Linked DNA regions of Homo sapiens: regions 1 and 3 are each linked to region 2. Evidence: chromatin contacts called from ENCODE Hi-C or POLR2A ChIA-PET data. All regions are on one chromosome and are shown on one strand. The core of a region is the stretch at or near the end of the contact, and the rest is flanking DNA. Distances in the headings are between cores, read along the strand shown.

Evidence for each region. Hi-C counts contacts between places; a loop is a spot of excess contacts on that map. ChIA-PET counts read pairs that join two places held with the same protein, here RNA polymerase II (POLR2A). Pooled maps may share reads with other maps.
Region 1: a loop to region 2 is called in a map with no recorded cell type, with 5 times the contacts of the local background. The contact joins two enhancer-like sites. A Hi-C loop is called at or near these places in 1 of 37 single-sample maps with no recorded cell type and 3 of 50 pooled maps. POLR2A ChIA-PET finds 5 or more read pairs at or near these places in 1 of 52 experiments (CD4-positive, alpha-beta memory T cell).
Region 3: a map of endothelial cell of umbilical vein shows a loop between it and region 2 (16-fold over the local background). The contact joins two enhancer-like sites. A Hi-C loop is called at or near these places in 2 of 168 maps with a recorded cell type or tissue (GM12878 and endothelial cell of umbilical vein), 7 of 37 single-sample maps with no recorded cell type and 11 of 50 pooled maps. POLR2A ChIA-PET finds 5 or more read pairs at or near these places in 1 of 52 experiments (activated CD8-positive, alpha-beta memory T cell).

The regions. Positions count from the first base shown.
Region 1 is chr4:142,407,626-142,410,325 of GRCh38, reverse strand. All of the region lies in intron 5 of INPP4B (inositol polyphosphate-4-phosphatase type II B), which reads left to right. Among named protein-coding and RNA genes, the nearest start is that of INPP4B, 440 kb to the left of the region's middle. Within about 2 kb of position 1,250, at least 2 of the 41 ENCODE cell types and tissues checked have a DNase peak (open chromatin) inside an H3K27ac peak, as active enhancers do.
Region 2 is chr4:141,306,124-141,308,823 of GRCh38, reverse strand. No RefSeq gene overlaps it. Among named protein-coding and RNA genes, the nearest start is that of LINC02432, 25 kb to the left of the region's middle. Within about 2 kb of position 1,448, at least 3 of the 41 ENCODE cell types and tissues checked have a DNase peak (open chromatin) inside an H3K27ac peak, as active enhancers do.
Region 3 is chr4:142,349,624-142,352,323 of GRCh38, reverse strand. All of the region lies in intron 7 of INPP4B (inositol polyphosphate-4-phosphatase type II B), which reads left to right. Among named protein-coding and RNA genes, the nearest start is that of INPP4B, 500 kb to the left of the region's middle. Within about 2 kb of position 1,273, at least 4 of the 41 ENCODE cell types and tissues checked have a DNase peak (open chromatin) inside an H3K27ac peak, as active enhancers do.

The DNA.
Region 1 (2,700 bases), core at 1-2,500, 1.1 Mb before region 2:
GTTGACCACCAATTCACAGTGCCTCAGTGGTTCACACCACCACTCTCGTGAAAGCCTGGGGCAGGCATCTGCTTGTTGACACCCCCCTTGTCTAATGTATGCTTTACAACTACTTGAATTCGAGCAGTGTTGCTGAACTCAAAAGCACCTGAATGAACAGTTGTGTTCTACTTCAAATTGATTATTGCTGAGACTGAGCTCTCTGATGTGAATCAAGAGGTATTTTTAGGCTTCCAGCCAAAATTGGTTGGAATGATAGAAATGATCATGGACTCAATAGCCTTCACCTGATTTTGAAATAATGGCCACAGGAAACAGAAACTGATATTTTATAAAAAGCAGTATTTTGGTATAGACAGTATCTTTGATTTCACAAAAATCCTGAAGAGTCCCACCTTTTAGCTCTGGACTCTCCAGTGAGAACTACTGGAGCAGAAGAAAATCTGTGCCCTCTTCCTAAGAGGCTAGGTAGTAGCTGTAAGCGTCAAGACTAGAATTTGGCAATTTCTATTCCTCAGAAAAACTTCTGGCCAAATCTATCAAACAGATGTATTTTGTGCAGCTGTTCCAGTGTTCACCTGCACAGTGACTGGGGATTTCAAGCTTTGGAGAAATCCTAAAATCAAGGACACAGTGGGCCTTCATTTTTTCAGGCAATGACTTTGTATAGAGGTTCCATCTTATGACATAGTGTAAGCTTTCCAGTTTGTTCAGTGCCTAGCCCTCCCTGGACATATTGAGTCTTTATTTGTTTATTATTTTTTGAGATAGAGTCTCAGTCACCGGAGATATTGAGTCTCTTTATTTATTTATTTATTTATTTATTATTTTTTGAGAAGGAGTCTCGCTCTGTTGCCCAGGCTAGAGCACAATGACGCAATCTCGGCTCACTGCAACCTCCGCTTCCCGGGTTCAAGCGACTCTCCCACCTCAGCCCTCCGAGTAGCTGGGATTAAAGGCACCCACCACCATGGCCAGCTAATTTTTGTATTTTTAGTAGAGATGGGGTTTTGCCATGTTGGCCAGGCTGGTCTCGAACTCCTGACCTCAAGCAATCTGCCCTCCTTGGCCTCCCAAAGTGCTGGGATTACAGGCGTGAGCCACCGCATGTGGCCCCCTCCATTTATTTTTATTATTATGCTTCCACTGAGGATTTCCTTCTCGTAGAGTGAAAACTGCCTGGCTCCTGTACAAATATGAGCTGGGGATGCCTGTAGGCATCTCACTCACAGCTACTCATAGTAGAATGTGAACCCTCATGTTACTAGTTACCATAGCAAAAGTAATCAGGAAATAAAAAGTCACTTATTGCTCTTTATTTTTTTTCTGATGACAAGTCACAAATTATGGTTTAAAAATATATTCCTTCTGTATTATTATTTTTCCCACATTTCAATAAAAAATACACTGGATACAAGCACACTAGAATCCCCATCTATCAACATCCTGCATATTTAAACTCTTCTGAGGTCTAAGAACACTTTTAAACAATTCAATACTAAGCAAAGCCATTAAGAAGGCAGAAATTAAAAATCTACTGATGAATGAAGGATTGCAGTAGCATTTGTTTGTTACTGACCATTAGATTGAAGTGGGTAGAATTCTTAAATAAACAAAACGAAACAGAAGCAAAATCCCAAAGCATTGCTTTCTTTTAGTCTTCTGAGCTGATGAAGGCCACAGATGCAGGCCACTCCTAGAGTAGAATTATATTTGGTTAATGAGCAGTGGTAAGTATAGCTGGAAGACAGATATAACTTTTTATTTATTTATGAGACAGAGTCTCATTCTGTCACCCAGGCTGGAGTGCAGTGGTGTGATCTCAGCTCACTGCAACCTCCGCCCCTGGGGTTCAAGCAATTCTTGTGCCTCAGCCTCCCAAGTAGCTGGCACTACAGGAGTGTGCCACCACGCCCAGCTAATTTTTGTATTTTTAATAGAGATGGGGTTTCGTCATGTTGGCCAGGCTGGTCTGGAATTCCTGATGTCAGGTCATCCTGGCCTCGGCCTCTCAAATTGCTGGGATTCCAGGCATAAGCCACCTCACCCATTCACTTTTTTTTTTTCCTGAAAACAGATTTTTCAGGATTCTTTATTGGCTGCTAAATAATTCTCATACGGATTAGATTTTATAGTGATCATATGAGTAATATCTTCACAAAACAATCCAATCACTCATTATTTATCAGCCGTCTGGTGGGACTGATTCAGTATGTACAGATCCATGATGTGAATAGGTTTCACCTTATGAAATGCAATGACTCATGTACTAATTTGGTATTTATGAAGAAATATTGGACCTGGTAACAGCTTTTAAAAAGCTGAGTATGACTGAGTCAATAAAAACAATTTTACACAATAATAAAACACCAGATATTGGTAAATGTTGATATTAATATATATTAGTATGATATTAGTAAACTTTTTTTTTGCATAGAAAAGTCCATTTATAAAAAGGCCCAATTTCCTCACTTCCACCCTGAGAGGTAGGTAGATAGATGAGGCAATTAAGTGTCAGAGTTTGTGACTTACTCAGTGCCACAGAACTAGAAAGCAGGAAATCTGGGAGCACAGCTTAGGAATTCTGCCTGATCTCGGGTTCTCTCCAGGATATCATGCTGCATAAGACTTAGGGTACAGTAAATCCTCTGAGCTGTAGGAAGAAAAAAGTGCAGCCCAAGATGTAACTATTATTGTTTT
Region 2 (2,700 bases), core at 199-2,698:
ACCCCAAGATTCTCATTTAGGAAAGAGTCCATAATGGTTTCACTGGAGTGAAGCAAAGGCAACTGTACAAATATAATCAGCCCACTGAAGGTTCTGGCCTACAACATAAGAGTTTCTTCTGTTTAGCACCATCAAACACTCTCGTGACTGCACATATCAATAACTTTAAGAAGTTACCTTCTCCCCACTTGGACACAGGGTGGGGAACATCACACACCAGGGCCTGTCGTGGGGTTGGGGGAGGGGGCAGGGATAGCATTAGGAGATATACCTAATGTAAATGACGAGTTAATGGGTGCAGCACACCAACATGGCGCATGTATACATATGTAACAAACCTGCACGTTGGCACATGTACTCTAGAACTTAAAGTATAGTAAAAATAAATAAATAGAAGTTACCTTCTCCCTTTTTGGAGGGCAATTTGACCACATCTATTAAAACTTTAAGTGCTCATAAAATTTGACCTTGCAATTTTACATCTGGCATCCATCCTACAGAAACACTGAAGTCTGTGCACAGAGTTACAAACACAAGAACATTCACTTTGCATTATTTGTAATAGTGAAAATTGAAAACCTTAATGTTTCATCAGTATAATGGTTAATTAATTCATGATAATCCATATTACAGATAGTTATGCAAAAGAAGACCAATTTGAACTCATGGAAACAGTGACACGATTTATGGTTAAGTGGGGGAAAAAACTAGTTTCAGGATAATATGTATGGCAAGATCCCACTCTTGGAGAGAAAAAAAGATATATGTGTACAGTGTATGCACCTGTGTCTGTAAAGGCCCACAACAAAGTCATCAAACTATTAACAGCAGTGGCCTTTGAGAAAGGGAGTGTGAGTGGAATGAAGAGGCCAAAGAGAGAATACAGATTGCTCAGCACTTCATAGTGTGATTTAATCTTTTGTAATAATAATGCATTTGTACATTTCCTATGTGACTTTTTTTAACTAGAAAAAATAAACAACAACAAAAAAAACAAGAAATACAGAAATGTGGTTGGCCTAAAAATCTTGGGTATTACTTCTTAATTTTAACAAAAATGTTCTTACAATCCTAGTCTGGTTGCTATTCCAGCCTTTCTAAATTCCTGACCTTCACTGCTCATCAAATTCTAATTAACCTTGTGGTTCCCCAGAGTCTTGCAGGTGTCCGGACCGGCTGGTGTCTCCTGGAGCAAACCAGCCCTCCTTCTTGTGGTAGGCAACTGCCTGGGTGCTAACTCCTCGGTGACAGCAGTGTAAATGATTCCATTGGTCTTCTAGGAGGCAGGAACTTCACAGACCTCAGTGCATAATAACAAATTCAATGCTTAACAGGACTTGTCATGCATGGAAGGAGCTGCGGTCGCCACCACAGTGGTCACAGGACCACAAGTGTGAAGTGAAGAGCTGGCTCTGACAGTGATTGCTCTCTCTAAACAGGTCAGGGTTTGTTCTGCCTCAGTACAAACAAACAGTGCCCTCTTCTGCCCAGCAGCAGAACTTCTCTTCAAAACCATCACCTTGTCAGAGTATCTGGAACTTTCACCCTGTTAGGTTGTTCACTGCAAAATGAGCCAAAGAAACTGGAAAATAACACTGATGAGGGAGAGGTCATCTGTCGGAAAGCTGTCACTCTGATTCTGCCCTAAATTCATGTCCCAATTTTACAAGCATTCTATTTTAACCGCAGAGAAGATGAAAAGATTTAAATAATAGAGTAAGTTACATCTATCAAACTGGCCAAAAAAAAAAAAAATTTAAGTGCTTAAACTTTGTATTGCTATGATAAAATATTATCCATGGTATGGAATATCAGTTCAAGCTTTCTGAGAAACAGTCTGGCAGCTGGTTACCATTTTAAAAATATCCTTTATTACATTTTAGTTCAATAATTATTTATTTGGGAATATTTCATGAAAAAAATAGACACAAAGACAATGAAGTAATTTACATAAAGATGCTTAGAGCCATGTCATATTTCATTATTATATACTGAAAAACTGGAAAAACTCAAGTACAAATGGCAAGCAGTAAATAAATTGTTATATGAAGTACAATATAGTATTACAATGCTTTACTATAAAGCCATTATGAATTGTAATTTCAGGCCAGGCATAGTGGCTCATGCCTGTAATCCCAGCACTTTGGGAAGCCGAGGCACGTGGGCTGCTTGAGCTCAGGAGTTTGAAACCAGCCTGAGCAACATGGCAAAACCTCGTCTCTACAAAAAATACAAAAATTGGCCACGTGTGGCGATGCACGCCTGTGGTCCCAGCTACTCAGGAAGCTGAGGTGGGATGATTGCTTAAGCCCAGGAGGTTGGGCTGCAGTGAACCTAGATAGCACAAATGCACTCCAGCCTGGGCGGCAGAGTGATACCCTATCTCAAAACAAACAAAAAATGGTAATTTCAGGGACTGACATAATAGATTTACTGTATATATGATACTGGAAAAACATAGAATACAAAATGATGCTCATACTCTTACTATAATGCAAGTGTATACAATGGTAAAGGATTTTAGAGTAAACAGAGTTTAGTATACACTCTTATATCTAAAGATAGTTCAGTATGAAGCAATATAGAAAGGTAGGAGAGGGAAAGAAAGCAAGACAGAAAACAAAATCTATTAGCTATTGTGTCATGCCTCATTTCTAACTGCCTCATCTCAAAGTATCATTTTCTCTGTTTTGGAAGCCA
Region 3 (2,700 bases), core at 24-2,523, 1.0 Mb before region 2:
GTTTTCACTTTCTTTTGTTGTCTTAATACTGCCAATTGTGGAAGAAAGCCATTTGGGAAGTATTTGTGGTGCTTTCTTCAACTTGATTAGGCTTTGCTGCCAGGGCCTTCGTTGTACTATACAGGAATTCCTGTGATTTTCAGGAACACAAAGCGGTCTTTAGAAACACATTCGCTGGGCAGACAGGAGGGAAAAACACACTATTTGGCCAACCAGAGGAAGAAAGCTCATGTCTGGAAAATTTTACTGAACACCCCATCAGGAAATTCATTACTTATATTCTAAACAGCAGCTTCCGAGATCTGTTTTTATATTTATAGAATATCTGGCAGCAAGCAAATGTAAAAGAGAGCTATATTACATTTAGTATTTTGCTTTTGCTTTTTCAGTTCCACTTTTAAAACTATATAGGAAATAATGAGCTCACAAGTATTGTTTTGGCATTCTTCAATGTGCTCACATTTAACAGATCATGACCATTTATTATACTACAAGAATAACAATACATTTTAACCCCAACTCTTAATACTATTAGAAATTATTGAAATTGAAGAGCCTTGATGTGAAAATTAAGCTGGGGCTTTGTACAAAAGATCTGACTTTAATAGCCATGTTCATCTTGGCCAACTTATTTATTTTCTACGTTTCTTGACTGGATATGTAGAGCATTTAGGAGAAGAATTTTATTCAGTGTCCAAAAGGAAGTAGTTTCTATGGAAAAGGTGCTATAAATGGATTTGATAACTGAGTCCAAGTCCCAGGTTTTTCTCTTATCAAGTGATTAACAAAATGTTACCCTTTCTGAAATGGGGACAAAAATGCTTTCTCTAACAGCCCCTATAGGGTGATTGAATCAATCAGGGTCCATCAGGGAACAGAAACCACGCCAGTTATTTGAACATAGATATTAAATGTAAGTAACTGTTAACTAGATATAAGATTGTTGTTAATAAAATCAATGAAAGGGTAAAAGAGAACTACAAATAATCACAGAAGTGGCAACTGTAGGATGCAGCTTCCAGCTCTAGAGGTAGGGAATAGAGAGAAGACTTTGGAGTTATTAAAACTTAGATCTTGGAGGAAAGGACTAGTAGAGCTGAAATTTATCCCACTAATGGTGAACTTGGACAAGACCCATAGACCTGAAATTCATTCTGCAGAGGGAACATGGGTCAGGCTAGCTCTAGTATCTCTGAAAGCCATGCAATAGTACTGCAAATGTTGGAAGTATTGCAAACTGGTTTCAGCTGCTATTACAGGAAGGAGCAGCTGCTCCTTGGGCAAACAAAACAGCTAGGGTGATGCTGTTAGGAATAGCAGGCAGTCAGCTAGCCCATAGGAAAACAATATTTCTTCTTTCTTCACCAGGCTTTTCAGTTTCCATCTGGGCTCCCTGTTAGAAGAGCCTAACATAGAGCCATCAGAGTCAGGATAAACATGGTTTTGAGAGTCTCAGCCATAGCATCACAATGAAGTTTACAGAATGGACAAATAGATTTGGAGCTGAGAGATAATTTCTTGCACAGCTTTATGTAAAATGCTTTCCAATGTAGACAAAAGTAAAGTATAATTTTGCAGTGTAAAGGTAGAATTTTATTTTCATTAACATTTTTGCTCTTTTAAATCTTGGAAAATAACAGTGGCTTAGACATTCTTAAATGACTTCTGTGTTGTAAAATATCTTACCAATAGCAGGGTACTTGAAATTTACACCACACGAGGCCTTTTGGTTGAGGCTCAATGGTTTATGAATAATATACTTATTCTGCTATAGTAAAGTAAGGATTAGAACATTAATGCAGAATGAGGTAAACCTAGGGGAAGGGGAAATGTGGTGAGAATTTGAATTACATTAGTATTGGTGGTGTGTAAGGAAAACTGATGTAGGTCTTAGTTTTTTGTTTTACCAAAGAAAATAATTGGAAGAATGATCACCAAGAAGAGAGAGGTTGAATATTATGCATTATACACTCTGACTTATCTTTAAATTATCATATAGAAGTGACAACTGCAACATGGACAGCAATTATTGAAGAGAAAATGGTACAACAATGATTCGATTTCTATTTTTTTGCTCAAATAAAGCAAGGACATACAATATGTTCTTGAAGTACCATTACAAATTACATCTCTGAACACTCAGAGAAAGGCTAATAGTGCAGACTGTTCTTAATAGTGGAAAGCAACATACAATTCAAGTTCTTCAGCCTCATATCTCATGGTAATTTTCTTTCTTATGTCTTATTGCATTCTAAGCGCCGAAGAGGTAGCTTTGATTGTGGTGATAATAGTCTGTGTCCTAAAGCAAGACTATTTTTAAGGCAATAGAGTACCTTTTTAGAAAACTCTTTATCTCTGTCATACATTAAAGAGAATAAACAGATATTCAGTGGTTTGATAGTGGCAGTAATGATGGATTTTTTTTTTTTTACAACTTATCTGACAGTATTGGTTTCAGAAAGATCTGGAATTACTTGAGCATAAAATTCTTGCTTTGTCTATTTTAAAAACTATAGCTGACAAATAAGCTCATGTGTGATTCTTTGATTCTTGGGGAGGGAAAGAATCTAAAGATGTGCCTTTTATGAGAACAGCTCTTGATATTACATTCAGATAGTGATTAACATTCTTCCTTTTCACAAAATTTCTGTTTCAAAGAGAAGAGTATTTTGTGGATATATAGGAAATCTTCATAAAATA